Linked DNA regions of Homo sapiens: region 1 is linked to region 2. Evidence: read pairs that join two places in POLR2A ChIA-PET (ENCODE). Cell type or tissue: Caco-2. All regions are shown on one strand. Each heading gives the region's core, and the rest is flanking DNA. Links, peaks and the distances in the headings are about the cores only.

The links. ChIA-PET counts read pairs that join two places held together with the same protein. Peaks named below come from ENCODE experiments on the same cell type or tissue, not always from the same donor. Only the 100,000 strongest peaks of a DNase experiment are listed, where the experiment ranks them.
Region 1: POLR2A ChIA-PET joins it to region 2 with 15 read pairs; 5 of 35 experiments call an interaction of 5 or more read pairs at or near these places.

What each region holds. Positions count from the first base shown.
Region 1 is chr1:234,849,300-234,854,675 of GRCh38, forward strand. All of the region lies in intron 2 of LOC107985365 (a long non-coding RNA gene), which reads right to left. Among named protein-coding and RNA genes, the nearest start is that of LINC02961, 92 kb to the left of the region's middle. RefSeq lists a silencer at 1-197 and an enhancer at 2,243-2,537. In Caco-2, for the core only: no CTCF peak of the experiment used is centred there; a DNase peak (open chromatin) is centred at 2,652.
Region 2 is chr1:235,059,882-235,065,257 of GRCh38, forward strand. No RefSeq gene overlaps it. Among named protein-coding and RNA genes, the nearest start is that of LINC01348, 7.2 kb to the right of the region's middle. In Caco-2, for the core only: no CTCF peak of the experiment used is centred there; DNase peaks (open chromatin) are centred at 980 and 2,750.

The DNA of each region.
Region 1 (5,376 bases), core at 218-5,217, 210 kb before region 2:
CTCTTCCTCCTTCGAAGATTCCTTCAGATTTGCTTTGGTGGCCAAACGTCTGCTCCTTCCTCTTTTTTTGTACAGTGTCTTGAGTAAACAATGACACTTCTAGCCAGCATTTGCTTCTCTGCGTGCTTTGAGGATGTAGATTTTGTGGAAATAAAAAAAAAGAGAGAGAACTTTCTGCTGCTTTCCCATGCAAGGAAGGCTGAGGTTTAGCAGTGGTTTGTGTGTTGGGTTTTAGCCAGATGCCCTGGATGAACCACATGGATGAATTCTTTTTCAGCAGGATGAGTGCATCACCTTGGCTACCCAATGAATCAGACCTAATTAAAAGACAAAGTAAGCACACTGCAAAAATGCTAAGGATAAGAGGAAGAGGGTAAGATGAGGTAAGTAATGGGTCATTAAGATAATGAACACAAAGGGGACAAAGGATAGCAATTTTAAAGTCCTGGCATTGCATTCTAGAAGAGACCTGGTTCACTCTTCTCCCATACGTGGTCTAGTTGGTGAGGACAGCAACCCAGGGATGAATGAGCAGCTTAGGACAAGCAGTCAAACTTTCAAAGTCAAGATCTTTAAACGCTCTTAGGAGCTGGTGCCCACTGAACAGAGAGGGACACTTTTTCAGGCGTGGCACAGATATGCAGGAAGTGTTTGAACATTTCCAGGAAGTTTCTGGTGGAAAAAATCAGAAAGCAATTTCGCCCTCACGTTTATTGCTAATTTATGTGCTCTGTATTGACTGGATGTGCCTGTTGCATAGCAACCCATGGACATGTTTGCAGGAGTCATAATTTTTAAGAAGGAAAGTCCCTGCTGTTTGACTTCGAATCCATCCTCTGCAAATGCGGTGTTTCAGGGGACCATTTTGTATGCCTGCTTGTTTTCCCTTCCATCAAAGCTTCTTTTTTGGAGTCTCGCTCTGTCACCGAGGCTGGAGTGCAGTGGCGCAATCTTGGCTCACTGCAACCTCCGCCTCCTGGGTTCAAGTAATTCTCCTGCCTCTGCCTCCCAAATAGCTGAGACTACAGGCGTGTGCTACCAAGCCCAGTTAATTTTTGTATTTTTAGTAGAGATGGGGTTTCGCCATGTTGGCCAGGCTGCTCGCAAACTCCTGGCCTCAAGTGATCGGCCCACCTCTGCCCATAAAAGCTTCTGGTAATGGCTCATGAGTGTGCCATTCGGAAGGACTCTTCAGTCAAGCCTTCAACAACCTAACCCTAGAGTTAAAACTGGTAAACTTTGTATAGAACTGTAAAACTAATGACACTTGCGTGAATCTTTACACTGCAGTAATAGAGGATATGCATGTTACATACATAGGCACAGACACACCCGGCCTGCCAAGAACAAACATGTCATTATTATTTTTTAGCCTGAAATTTTAAAAGTTCTTTAAAACACACGGTTTGAGGAGCTTAACACAAAGACTCAAGGCCGTAAGAATTACATTTTCATCCAGGTGCTGTGGTTCATGCCTATAATCCCAGCACTTTGGGAGGCTGCGGCAGGAGGATTGCTTGAGGCCAGAAGTTGTAGACAAGCCTGGTCAACATAGTGAGACCTTGTCTCTACAAAATACTAAATAATAAATTAAAATAAATTTTTTTTAAAAAGCTCAGGAATGGTGGTTCACACCTGTAATCCCAGCACTTTGAGAGGCTGAGGTGAGTGGCTCACCTGAGGTCAGGAGCTCGAGACCAGCCTGGGCAACATGGCAAAACCCTGTCTCTGCAAAAAAATACAAAAATTAGCTGAGAGTTGTAGCATGCACCTGTAATCCCAGCTACTCGGAAGGCTGAGGCACAAGAATCGCTTGAACCTGAGAGGTGGAGGTTGCAGTAAGCTGAGATCGTGCCACTGCACTCCAGTGTTGGTAATAGAGCCAGACGCCATCTCAAAATAAATAAATAAGTAAATAATTTAAAAAATTTTTTAATTAAAATAAAAGCCAAGTGTGGTTGGGTGCACCTGTGGTCCCAAGTACTCAGGAGGCTGAAGCCAAAGGATGGCTGGAGCCCAGGAGCCAGAGGCTACAGTGAGCCACAATCATGCCACTGCACTCCAGCCTGGGTAACAGAGCAAAACCCTGTCCAAAAAAAAAAAAAAAGAATTACATTTTCTTAGAAATTCACAGGAGATGACAAAGTAGAAAAACATATATATGTGTGTTTTGTTAGAAAACACTTGAGGACTACACATCTGAAGGGAAGGCTGAACTGGCATGATTGGCATGGCGACATCATCATGGATCGGTGGGTGGCCCACCCAGGCCAGAGGGACTGTCTCCAGGAAGGTGAATCATGGTTTTCCTAGCAGTTTGCACCACTGCCCAATCTTCCTTATCATTCTTTCACTTCCCCTTTTATCCACAATCAGAAGCAGTGGACAAAAAGAAGGGAAGGAGGAGCCCGAGGACTCCAGGACTCATAGCGGAACTGAAGCCACCGTCACTGCAGGGCAGGGAAGCACATGACCTCTGGCAGGAAGAGGGGTTAGAAACTCCAGCCCCAGGTTTGAATCCTGAGGCCCCTAAGAATGTTTTCACTTTCAACAGCCATCACCTGCAGCTCTTTATCAGCAGTATTGCCTGCAGAGTAGTACAGCTGCTTTGCTTGCACAGAGAAGGAACCTATAGCCTGCAGGAACATATGTCCCCCTGGGGCAGCCCTTAACAGATGACCAATGAATGGCTGATGATGAGAGCATGCAGCCCCAGCTCCTTGCCTTGGGTGGGGCAGCTCTGAGGCACTTATACTTTAGAGCTGCCCTGGGGACAGGACTCCCTACAGAATTTGCAAGACCCAGTGCAAAATGAAAAAGCAGATCCCTTGTTCAAACAGTATGAAGAATTTCAAGACAGCAACAACAGCAGAGCATCAACCCAAGTGTAAGGCCTAAGTGTGGGGCCCGTGTGACTGCACAGGCGCACGGCCCTGCAGCCATCCCTGCTTGCAGAATCAGGTGTAAGCCACCCTCTGAGATCATCCCTGGCCCCTTCCCAGACCAGCTTCCCCAACTCTTTTACCAGGTTCCTCCAGGGAGCCCTTCCTTACAAATCTCCTGCACACAAATCCTCATCTGAGAGTCTGCTTCTGTGTCCCCAGTTAAGATAGATCTTTGGGCATGCTACCGCAGCATCTTTAAACCTCGGTTTGCTCTGTAAACCAAAAAATATCTGAGAGGAATCTCAACCAATTTAGGAAGTTTATTTTACCAAGGTTAAGGACACATGCCCTGGAGGAAGGTCTGTGCCTTTCTCCAAAGATGATTTTGAAGGCTTATTTAAAGGGGAAAGGGCAGATATTGGAAGAAAAGGAAGAAATTTTTTAAAGGTGTGGGTAGGTAAGAGACAAACTTTGCATTCTTTTGAGTCTTTGTTCAGCTTTTCATTAAATAGACAATTTACATGTGAGGGGGTGGAGGAATATTCACTTATGCCTTCATTTTTACATCAGAAAAAAACAATCAGATATGCTTTTGTCTCAGGTGAGCAGAGGGATGACTTTGAGTTCTGTCCTTTGTCCTGCACCCATGAAGATAAGCTATCCATTTACATTGTCAGGTAATTCAACAGAACCATTTTAGGGTAAAGATCTTGCAGACCACAAGGAATTTCCTGGTGGGCAAATTGTGAAAGGGATCTGTAGCTTTTTTATCTTTGTAGCTATCTTATTTAGGAATAGAATGGGAGGCAGGTTTGCCTGACGCAGTTCCCGGCTTGACTTTTCCCTTGGATTAGTGATTTTGCGGTCCTGAGATTTATTTTCCTTTCACACCTTCATATATAAAATTCGGGGTGGGGGAATAGAGTGTATTTTGTAGAGCTGTTGGGAGAATTGTGTGAGATAATGCACGCAAAGTGCTTAGTACCATGCCAAGCACGTAACAAATGTTCAGTGAATGCTAGTTAACATCATTTTTATCGTCATCACCACTAAAATTAAGCATCCTTGCCTTAACAAGGGAAATAAGAGTAAATATAACCCTGCCTGTTCCCTCTTTCCCTACCCTGGGAAGTCCATGCCCAAGCCTTTGGCCCAAGTTTCATCAGTAAAATTTTTTGGGGGGAACGGAGTCTCACTTTGTTGCTCAGGCTGGAGTGCAGCTCACTGCAAGCTCCACCTCCCAGGTTCAAGTATATCTTCTCCCTCAGCCTCCTGACTAGCTGGGACTACAGGCGCACACCACCACGCCCGGCTAATTTTTTATTTTTAGTAGAGATGGGGTTTCACCATATTGGCCAGGCTGGTCTTCAACTCCTAACCTCCTGATCCACCTGCATTGGCCTCCCAAAATGCTGGGATTACAGGCGTGAGCCACTTGACAAAGACAGAGGTGGCTGAGAATGAAAGCAGAGAAGTCCCTTTGACAAAACAATTATAAAAGAGCAAATCTGATTTAAGGGTGCTTAAAGCCCTGTTTTCCTTGGCCAAAACAAATTAAGTTTCTTTTTTTTTTTTTTTTTGAGACAGAGTCTCGCTCTGTCACCCAGGCTGGAGTGCAGTGGCATGATCTCAGCTCACTGCAACCTCTGCCTCCTGGGTTCAAGCAATTCTCCTGCCTCAGCCTCCCGAGCAGCTGGGTTTACAGGCATGCGCCACCACACCCAGGTCAATTTTTTAGTAGAGATGGGATATATATATATACACAGTATTTTTAGTAGAGATGGGGTTGCACCATGTTGGCTAGGCTGGTCTCAAACTCCTATCCTCAAGTGATCCGCCGCCTTGGCCTCCCAAAATGCTGGGATTACAGGGGTGAGCCACTGTGCCTACCCCTACAAATTAAGTTTCTGATAAGATGACTTGACAAAATTCTTATAGAACTCCTAGGGGTCATCAACTTCGTAAGTTATTCCAAAACAGAGACAAATGCTTTACTGCAATGGACAGTGTACATGGTTTGAAGAGAGTAGCTGGTGGTTAGTATCCTCTTTACTCATATGTGAACTCCTGAGCTGTCCACACAACAGAATAAGCAGACATTTCATTTGAAATCTCAAGTCTTCTGATACTTGTCTCAAAAGAGGGAAGCCGGTGACCTTAAGAACTTCCCAAATGCTGTGGTTGCCTCCCTTACCAGACTCCCTTAGACTGCTTGAGGCCGAGGTAGGAGACAGGGTTGGACTGCTCTGTAAGCACACCCACACATCCTTTCTGCCCCAGAAGCTTCACGACTCATTGCAGAGTACATCCCTATAATTCACAGTAGATCACAGAATCTCAGTTAGAGCCAAGGCTCTACCCAAGCCAAGACTTCATTAACCACTTCAAACCAAACAGAAGAAAACAGGCTTCCAGAGAGCAGAGAGGTTGGTTTTACTTAATCAAGCACATATTGACTGACCTTCTTCTCAGCCCTAACTGTGCAAGGCAT
Region 2 (5,376 bases), core at 57-5,056:
AGAAAGTGGTCTTGTCCTCAAAGCAACTTGAGATGAGGATCCTGTGTCATCCAACAGCTACAGCTTAGGCAGATGAATAGCGGCTTCCCTGGGCCCAGGCAGTCCTCCAATTCATAAAAGCAAACAGGCCTGGGGCAGTGGCTCACGCCTGTAATCCCAGCACTTTGGGAGGCCTAGGCAGGCGGATCACAAGGTCAGGAGTTTGAGACCAGCCTGGCCAACATGGTGAAACCCCGTCTGTACTAAAAAAAATACAAAAATTAGCCGGGCATGGTAGCATGCGCCTGTAATCCCAGCTACTCAGGAGGTTGAGGCAGGAGAATTGCTTGAACCCGGGAGGCGGAGGTTGCTGTGAGCTGAGATCACGCCACTGCACTCCAGCCTGGGAGACAGAGCAAGACTCCATCTCAAATAAAAAGGAAGGAAGGAAGGAAGGAAGGAAGGAAGGAAGGAAGGAAGGAAGGAAACAGAATAGTAGGTTGCCAGCTGGACTGGTTCTAGAGGTTGGAGAGGCCAAGTTCCTCCCATGACAAATCAGGAAACTGAGGACACACTTTCACGGCCAGTTCTCCAGCAATGTCCACTAGCATCCCAGGCTCTCTATCTACCTAAACAAAGTCGATTCCCCCTGCCTAGCAATTTAATGTATGAGGGTTTTTTTTTTTATGGTAATGAGTTGGAACTGAATACACACTAAAATGCAGCGCAAATCACTGCGATGAGAGCTGAAAAATGCTAATCTCTCTCCAACATCTTCAGTGCCATTCTCCTGAAACTACCTGCTCCAGCAAGGTTCCCGTGGGTTAATTATTGCTGCAGAGGAAATTGCACTGATTTGCATCTGCTTTCATCGGCTGGAACCAGCGCATGTCAGTCCTGCAGGAACAGACCTGGGTTAACCTGTTGGCTGCTTCAGGCAAGAGGGACACCGAGTTGCAGGCTGCCTCTCCACCCCGCCAGTGCTGTTTCCCAGCCTCAGGGCACCTGCAGAGATACCAATCTGGTTACCTGTTCACCTGTACTTTGTGCATCTGATACTCCCAGAGCCTGCCCACCTGCTCTTTGCAATGCAGCAGCAGCAAATCCCAGGCCCCAAGCTCAAGGCCTGGGATTTAATTTGCCCTATTTGAAAGGTCCCATTCCTACCTGGTGAGCTCATCAATAACTATCAAAGCCACCTTTCTTCCCCTCCAAGAACCAGCCTTTCTACAGTGACTGGCTCCAAATGCAATTTCAAAATCTGGCTGGCTCCTGCAGAAGCCAGCACAGCCTCCCAGATGGGAGTAGGCCATCTCTGAAGGCGGGGCGAGTTACAAAACAGAATCCCCATGCACTAAGAGAAAGAAGAGAGAGATTGCTATAGAGGACTGGCCTCTGGGGCTCTGAAGACCTAAGTCCTCTGTTCTCAGATTGCATGGGACTTGAAAGCTCCTGGCTGTTGGTCTCCTGTGTGTGTAACAGGGTACCTTCTCTTTCTCAGAAAAGGAAAAGTCTGTAATCCATGCATTGATATGCAAATGTATGTTTACCCAGGTGAGGTGTATTGTGGGAGAAACCCCTGGGATAAGTTTCCACTCTGCACATAACCTTTATTACAGTATTCTTGTTTCACTGGGCTACTCAAAGGGTTTAAAAATAAAGTTTCACTTGCATACTACGTCTGGCCTGCAGAAATCTTTCACTGAGCCGTGTTTTAACCAAAAGCACTAATATTATTATGTTTGCATTAGCATGTGTGGGCTGTCGTTAGGTGCTTTTGATTATAATGACAGCACCAAGAGTCTTAAATCTAGGTAGCACCTGTTCTGAATGATCCTCTGATGATATTGAATATAAGCAAAATAAGTATTTCATATTATTGATGACAGATTGGATGTGACTGCATTTTCTCTATGAAAGATGCTGAGCAACTCTGCATCAATAACTGTGTGGAGGACTCCAGGATTTGGTTCATACAGGAACTCCTTTAATAGTGCTTAGCTTACAAGCTCTCCAGGTTGGGGATGGAGCCTCAGTTAGATTGATACAGTTTGCAGAGTGCCTGGCTTAGTCGATGTTCAATAACATTTGGGGCAGGAGGGAGTGAATAAAGGTATACATGGGTGAACAAAATAACACAGTCTAGGCTGGGCACGGTCGCTCACGCCTATAATCCCAGCACTTTGGGAGGCCGAGGTGGGCAGATCACAAGGTCAGAAGTTCAAGACCAGCCTGGCCAATAAGGTGAAACCCCATCTCTACTAAAAATACAAAAATTAGCCGGGCATGGTGGCGGGTGCCTGTAGTCCCAGCTACTCAGGAGGCTGAGGCAGGAGAATCACTTGAACCCAGGAGGCAGAGGTTGCAGTGATCCGAGATCATGCCCCTGCACTCCAGCTTGGGTGACAGAGCGAAACTCTGTCTCAAAAAATAAAAAATAACACAGTCTATCCCTTAAGTAAAACCAGGTTGGGCGGGAAAGGCTGCAGCCACCGGTGAAATCACCCCTAGGTCAGGACACTCAGCAAGAGAAGGTGGCCTGCCTTGGAGCCACCTGAATACGCAAAATGGAGTCAAGTATCTGCAGAGGAATTTGGCAGAAAACGTGTGGCATATTGTATGACCTGTTTATAGAGATCGTCCTGAAAAAATAAAAAAAGGTTGAGGACTCAGGAGGGCGTAAGCAATGACTAACCTAGTTAGCTAATTACGGGAGTTACACAAACCGGCTTCAGGGTAAAGTCCATTCAGGGGTTACTCAAGACCAGCCCCACCCCCAACAGGTACTGTGGAGGCCCGCAGCCGAGCTGGGCCCGAGTCCCTTCCTCCACATGCACACCCCTTCCGGGCTGCACATCCAGGTGCCATGCCATCTCAGGTTGCTGATACATCTGTTGGCTTGTGCCCCGGCTAACAGCCATGACTGAACCTCCCAGTGTGTGATGATGGCAGTTCTCACCTGGAACAGCACAGAAGGGCAGCCTGCTGGCTCTACAGCTCTCTTGGACCCCCATCCTCCTACAGACCCTCCACTTCCCTTCCCCAGTAACCTGGACTCCTACCCAGGAGTTGCCAACCAATGCACTGGCTGAAAGTGGAGGCCACTTGGAAGGCTAAACTTTGTGGATGTATCAAATGTCCTTCCTGAGACAGCCCCAAAACAATGCAATTTCCTTTCTCAGCCATCGCCCCAATAAAGAAACACCGCTGTGGATGCATCTAGTCATGGCCAACTGAAACGGCATTCTAGACACCTTGGTCTGCCTTTGCAAACAGCATGTGCACACCCAGGGCACACTGCACACACTTGCACATGCCACACTCATGCACGCTGCTGAGAGAGGGTGGGCATGAGGAGGGCCCTGGAGTCTGACGGTCACAGAATGCTCGAGACTGCATTATCCTCTAGGATCTTGTCCTTTGGCAAAATGAAACTCAGAGGGTCAGAGTTTCAGAGTGTCAGGAAATGACAAAGCTGAACCTCAAGCTCTGATGTTTTGGCCACAAAAGGAAATGCAGGCACAGCCAGATGCCTAGAAAAGGGGAAAAGAGGGCTACCGTGCTTCTTGGATTCCTGCCCGATTTTTCTCTTTGACCATCACTAGCCATGAAGAGGCCCTAATAACCAGGCCCCTTTGTAACTTACCTGGAATATTGGAGGGCTCACTTCCACACATGTATTGAGGGTCTACTATGTGCTATGCACTGTGCTAGAAACTGAAATGTGCCAAAGCAGTTCTTGCTCTCAGGATGTTTATATCCAGCAAGTGAGCAGCAGAAAAACAAAGAATGGCAATAGAGCAATGGGGAAAATAAGAGAAGACATACATATGTCAAAAAAGTACAACTGGGCCGGGCGCAGTGGCTCATGCCTGTAATCCCAGCACTTTGGGAGGTTGAGGCGGGCGGATCGGGCCTGCCTCCTAGAGGTCAGGAGATGGAGACCATTTTGATCAACATAGTGAAACCCTGTCTCTACTAAAAATACAAAAATTAGCCGGGCGTGGTGCCGTGCACCTGTAGTCCCAGCTACTCAGGAGGCTGAGGCAGGAGAATCACTTGAACCCAGGAGGCGGAGGTTGCAGTGAGCCAAGATCACACCACTGCACTCCAGCCTGGGTGACAGAGCGAGACTCTGTCTCAAAAAAAAAAAAAAGTGCCACGGCGTCTCTCTTAGGGAGGAAGCTGGGGAAGCTTTGCAGCCATAGTGACATCAGGTGAGGATTTTGCAGGAAGAATGGGAGCTGTCAGGAGGGTGAAAAACGGCGTTATCCCTGGCCAAGGGAACCATGCAGGTGGAACTCAGTGATAGAATAAGGCAGCAAAGTGGAGTCAAGAATGACATCCAGGCCAGGTGCGGTGGCTCACACCTGCAGTCCCAGCATTTTGGGAGGCCGAGGAGGGTGGATCACCTGAGGTCAGGAGTTTGAGACCAGCCTGGCCAATGTGGTGAAACCCCCTCTCTATTAAAAAGACAAAAAATTGGCTGGGCACGGTGGCTCACACCTGTAATCCCAGCACTTTCAGAGGCCAAGGCGGGTGGATCACCTGAGATTGGGAGTTTGAGACCAGCCTGATCAACATGGAGAAATCCCATCTCTACTAAAAATACAAAATTAGCCAGGCATGGTGGCGCATGCCTGTAATCCCAGCTACTCAGGAGGTTGAGGCAGGAGAATCGCTTGAGCCCGGGAGGCAGAGGTTGCGGTGAGCCGAGATCATGCCATTGCACTCCAGCCTGGGCAACAAAAGCAAAACTCTGTCTCGAAAACAAAAACAGACAAACAAACAAACAAAAAAAATTAGCCAGGCATTGTGGTGGGTGCCTGTAATCCCAGCTACTCAGGAGGCTGAGGCAGGAGAATCGCTTGAAAAGGGGAGGCAGAGGTTGCAGTGAGCTGAGATCGCGCCATTGCACTCCAGCCTGGGTGATAACAGCGAAACTCTGTCTCAAAAAAAAATTAAAAATTTAAAAAAAGAATGACATCGAGGTGTTCTGTCTTGGACAAGTGGGTGAATCATAGCACCCTTATCCCACATGAGAAATACTGAAGGACAGGCAGACATATAGAGTAAGATGGTGAGTTTATTCCCCCACCATCTTGAATTCGAGTTATCTGTAGGATAGTCAGGTGTAGGTATTAATGTGCACCTGGACAAGTGAGTGTGGAAAAGAGTGTAGAGGAAAGAGGCCAGGTAAGTAACCTCAGCAAGAGAATGGTAGACTGTGGAGTAGATGGGGTAAGGAAATGAAGATGGAGCATGTAGGCTACTCCTAAGCTGGTGTAGTTAAATAAGGAGAAGAGCAAGAGTCCTGCAGGCTTATGGAATACAGCCATTGGGTTTCTAGCACGAGGAAGGGATGGGTGATCCTCCATTGATGTGAGGCCAAGGGTG